Linked DNA regions of Homo sapiens: region 1 is linked to region 2. A link is a loop called in an ENCODE intact Hi-C map of the cell type or tissue named here. Cell type or tissue: dorsolateral prefrontal cortex. All regions are shown on one strand.

Region 1 (2,500 bases), 71 kb after region 2:
GGAATGCACCCAATTCCAGTGGGGGTTCCCTCTGTGGAGGGAGAGTTTTGGGTTGGAAAGTGAACCAAGAACCTTCAACTGTTACTGAAAATGTCCTAGTTCTTTAGCTGGGAGGAGTGTACGTGATTCTGTCATATGCATACCTCTATTTTGGCTTGCAGAGTTAAAAAGTACAGCTCTCTTAGGAATGGAATACCGTTACCCTAACTCCCACGCTCAGCCCTAAGCTCCTGTCCACATGAATCAACCCAGTGTTCTCCATGTCAATACTTCCGCCCTGCAGCCCCCTTGCCTCTCTCGGCTCATTCCATGCCTCTTCTCTGGAATGTATTCTCTTCCCCAATAAAAATAATAATAATAATAATACTGCTATCATCCATCGTAAACACTGACCAAGAGCTAATCATGTGTCCAGCAGGCCTCTAGGGCTCCCAACCACCAACCACCCTATCAACTGAAAACTATGATTATTCTCATCTCACAGCTTAGATCCCTGGGGTGTGAGAGGTTTAGTCTTTTACTCCAAGACCATCCCAGAAAAGTGAGTCACAGAGCTGGGACCTAGAGCCAGGCGGGTTGACACCGAGTCTGGGATTGAAACCATGATGCCCATGTGCCCTTACCCCAAGCCCACCCATGCACCAAGGCCATCCCTGCCACCCAACCTGCTCTCAATTCCCAGGACTTCTTCCTCCTAGAGCCTTCATAGGTGGCCATTTGTTCCACGTGGCTCTCAATCACATTACAGGCACTACCCTCTCCTTCAGAGAGGCTCCAACTTAAGAATCCATTTTTGTTTGGCAGGAACCATGAGTTCTGCTGTGTTTCCCTGCCATGCCCTTCACAGTCCTGGGTCCCTCAGGCTCACTATGTGCCCATTATGTGTAAGTGAATGAACTAACCAACTAACTAATGAAGGAACCACCCACCAGCACATCCAGCCATTCCTCCTCAACACCACCCTGGCAAACTGGAAATGAATCCAGACTCTTGGGAAAAGGGATTCCCATCCTATCATTTATTCATTCATTCAACAAATACACATTGTGTGCTGTGTGCTGTGTGCTGTGCACAGTTCCAAGCACTGGGGGGCTGCCCAACAAAACAAATTCCCTGCTTATATTCAAGTGAAAATAAGACCATAAGAACACATACCATGTGCCCACCATATGCCACACGCTGTGCCTTGTGCTTCACATACACAGAAAGTTCATGCCGAAAGCCTAAGGAAATAAGCATGGACCACTGTCCCCTACCACACATGGGGAAATCGTGGCACGAAGAGCTGGCCCAAGTCTCAGAGCTACTTCCACTGCCTCTTAGGGATCACAATAAGCTCTGCCTGGAAAAGCAGAATTCTGGGGACCCCAGGTCCCAGCTCTAGCTGAGCTGAATGGCCCCCACCAGTGTTTACCCCTGGCACAGATGGGGGATTGAGGCTGCGGCAGCTGGGAGATGCCGGGCCCCACGCTGCTCACACTCAGGCCTTTGTCCTAGGAGCCAGCACTTGCCACAGGCTGCCCTGGTGATGTCAGCTCTGGGCAGAGTGCAGGGCGCCTGGGGGTGGGGAAGTGCTTTCTAGAAGCCCCCAGGGCTTGGCGTGAGAAGGGCCCATCTTTGTCCAGGATCAAGGAGTTTTCACAAGATTTTCACAGCCACCAAGGACACTTCCCCACAAACACTCTAGATTGTGGTTTCACTTTATTTTCTTTTAAAAAAAAACAAAAACAAAAAAAACAGGCAAACACACACAGAGCTAGCATTCACTATTCTCACTACATTTCAGGCACTATGGGAAGAACTTCTGAGAAGTCCTTAAATGCTCAAAATTCACAGAAGTGAGTTAGATGAGGCGTCAACCTCATGGTCTTCCCAACCTCCTAATGGCAGCACGTTCCTGGACTATCCTGAGTCCTCCCTTTCTGCCCATGCTGCCCCCCTGGCTGATCCCACCCTGACTCGGCTTTTTTTTCTTTTTTTTCCTGGACAGAATCTCATTCTGTCGCCCAGGCTGGAGTGCAGTGTGCAATCTCGGCTCACTGCAACCTCTGCCTCCTAGGTTCAAGTGATTCTCCTGCCTCAGTCTCCTGAGTAGCTGGGATTACAGGTGCACACCACCATGCCCAGCTAATTTTTGTATTTTTAGTAGAGACAGGGTTTTGCCATGTCATCTAGGCTGGTCTTGAACTCCTGACCTCAGGTGATCTGCCTGCCTCGGCCTCCTAAAGTGCTAGGATTACAGGTGTGAGCCACCGTGCCTGGCCCTGACTTGGCTTTAAACACCATCTTTCTTTATATTGAAAACACTCAGGTTTATCTCTCTAGCCCCTAAACTCCCGACTAGAGTCTCTGCTGCCCCCCCAATGCCCCACCTGGATGTACTGCAGGTATCTTAAGCCTCACACATCCAAAAGGGAATGTTTATTTCCCTCTCCTACCCTAGCCTGCACCCTCTTGGGAAAATGCAACTCCATTCTTCCAGTTGCTTGGGCCCAAAACC
Region 2 (2,500 bases):
TGCCAGGGGCCTCCAGGGCTGGACCCCGTTACCCTACAGACCTCACTACCCAGCCCTCCCTCTCACTCACTGCTCCAGCCCCATCAGCTTCCTTCTGCTCTTCCAATGCGCCAGACACGGTCCCACTTCAGGGCCTCTGCCCTAGCTGCTTCCCCTGCCTGGAGCCCTCTTCCTCCAGAAATCCCCTTGACTCCCCCCTCATCTGCTTCGGGTCTTCACCCCGACTCGCAGTGACGTCTCCCTGACAGCCATCCCTCTGCACACTCTGGCCCCTTTCCCGGGTTTATAGAAACTTATCTGTGCCACGCTCACCAGCACAGGCTCAGTGTCTTACTTCTGTATCTGCACATTGTCTGTCTCCTGCCTCCTCCCCCAACTAGATCTGAGATCTATGAATGGCAGGAACCGCATGCATCCCCACGTGGCTGGATTCCCAGGGCCCAAACTGCCACCAAGCACAGAGTGGCACTCTGTAAACATCTGCCGAATTAATGAAGGTCCAGCTTGTGTTGTGTGACTCCAACAATGGGTCCCAGCCACGGGGGACCAGGACAGTTCATGCCACCCCAGCCCTCAGCCACCACTCAGCCTGAGAGGGAGGGCTGCCGGACACCCCGCCCTGGGACACTCACTCTTTGGCCTTCGTGGCCACCAGGAGGCGCAGAGGGCGGCGGGAGCAGAAGGACTGGTTGAGGATGGACTCCACCTCTGAAAACGGCCGCAGGAACACCAGGTCCTCATTGATGGAGTAGATCTTCCTCCCCACCTGCAGGCCAGCCACCTGGGTAGGGACGGCAGAGGACAGACGTGCACACCAGTTACTAAGCTCCTTCCCTCCTCACCAAGGAAGCTCAAATGTGTTCAGCAGAAGGGTGCTGGCCCAAGGGATCCAGCAGGACTGGGTGACTGCGTGCTGTCTGTGGTAAGCAGTTGAGGGGCACAAGGGACCTGGTTCTGCCTCATGAGCCACAAAGGGAAGCTCATGGGAGGGCAGCTGGGAAAGGTATTCCTCCTGAGGGGAAACTCTGCTGGGGCCTGACCCTGTTGTGTGGGGACACGAGGGTCACACCGGGGTGGCCATCTTATGTCTGTTAGGGCCTGGCGAAGAAAGATGAAGACCTGCTGACCCGAACCAAGATTCACAACTGCCTCCTTCCAACCGCTCACATCACTGGCAAGGTCAACCTAGCCGCTCCGGCCATGGGTATGTCGCTCCTTGCAGCCCAAAGCATTCCTAATTGCCACAGGGGCAAGCTGGGCTCCAGCCAGCACGGCAGGTGCATCTCCCCCACCCACCTGCACACGCCCCAGGCAAAGCCGGAAGGCCCCAGGGCTGAATCCTCGGCCAGCCACACCCTCACTCTCCTAACCTATCCTCCTGTAGGCTTTGCATCAGACAGCAATGAGCTTATCTTATTCAAGCCACTGTGACTGGTTGCAGAAAACTGAGACACCTGCTTTTTTCCTGTACCTCCCCACAATGTCCAGCAGAGGGCAGTGGTGGAACACACCAGGAGCACAGCCCCGGGACTCTGCACTCACTCCCAGCTACTGTAGCCACTGCAGACAGTGGGTCCTGGACTCAGTTTCTCCACGTGAGCAATGAGAGAAGAGGAGTCAGCGATCATTCCAGAATCTCCTGGGCTGGGCTGCCTCAAGGAGGGTGAAGAGAGACACCCCGCTCTGCCACCTGCACACGGTCCCTGCCAGCTCCCCCGAGGGCCTCACCTCAGCCAGCGAGCCCCTCTGGACGGACTTCACCACCACAGCCTTGTTCTTCTCCTCGATGTCAAAGCCATAGTCCTCCTCCTGGGGCAGGATCTGGGGGCCCAGGGCAGAAGGAACCCGGTCAGGGAGCGAGGTGGGCCTACGGCCAGCCCCACCGTGGCCCCCACAGGACCATGACCTCGTCCCAGGTCTAGTAGGGAAGTGGCCAGATCCAGGTGGGCGAGACAGAGCAAAACGCAAACAGCACCTGGCAGAGCCAGTGCTCACTCTGTGCCTGCCACTGGCTTAACGAATCACACGGATCCAAAGGTGTCCAGCCACCAAGAATGTGGAGTCAGGGAGTTTAGGGAGGAGCGGTCCCACCCCAGGGCAGGATGGCAGGCATGCTAGAAACAGGTCTGGGGGTTCCCCAGTGCGGGGGATACAGGGAAAGGCACTCATTCAGTCAACAGACATTGATTGAGATGCTGCCCATCACACGGGCCAGGCAGTTCTCATGGGTGCTGGAGACACCATCTAGAACAAGACAAACAAGCCCAGCCCTGCTTAGTGCGGGAGGCCAACTATAAACAAATAAACAAAAGAAATACAGGATGTGATGCAGGGAGTGTACGTAGTTGGAATTAAAGCACTTAATGGGATAGGGCACGGCAAGGGGGCAGAGAAGGTGCTATCGGAGCTGAGGCCTGAACGAAATGAAAAACAAAACTTCATAAAGAGTGGAGGAACATGCTCCAGGCAGCAGACACAGCACGTACAAAGGTCCTGAGGG

The links. Hi-C counts contacts between places; a loop is a spot of excess contacts. Peaks named below come from ENCODE experiments on the same cell type or tissue, not always from the same donor. Only the 100,000 strongest peaks of a DNase experiment are listed, where the experiment ranks them.
Region 1: it touches region 2 in a loop (10-fold over the local background); 15 of 110 quality-filtered maps call a loop at or near these places.

What each region holds. Positions count from the first base shown.
Region 1 is chr20:48,727,113-48,729,612 of GRCh38, forward strand. All of the region lies in intron 4 of PREX1 (phosphatidylinositol-3,4,5-trisphosphate dependent Rac exchange factor 1), which reads right to left. Among named protein-coding and RNA genes, the nearest start is that of PREX1, 100 kb to the right of the region's middle. In dorsolateral prefrontal cortex, no CTCF peak of the experiment used is centred here; DNase peaks (open chromatin) are centred at 1,143 and 1,499; H3K27ac peaks cover 2,500 bases.
Region 2 is chr20:48,656,408-48,658,907 of GRCh38, forward strand. PREX1 (phosphatidylinositol-3,4,5-trisphosphate dependent Rac exchange factor 1) reads right to left here. Exons shown (of 40, transcript NM_020820.4): 17 at 1,729-1,821; 18 at 633-781. Among named protein-coding and RNA genes, the nearest start is that of PREX1, 170 kb to the right of the region's middle. In dorsolateral prefrontal cortex, CTCF peaks have their summits at 650 (motif pointing right), 1,486 (motif pointing right) and 1,687; DNase peaks (open chromatin) are centred at 514 and 1,514; H3K4me3 peaks cover 1,053 bases; H3K27ac peaks cover 2,500 bases.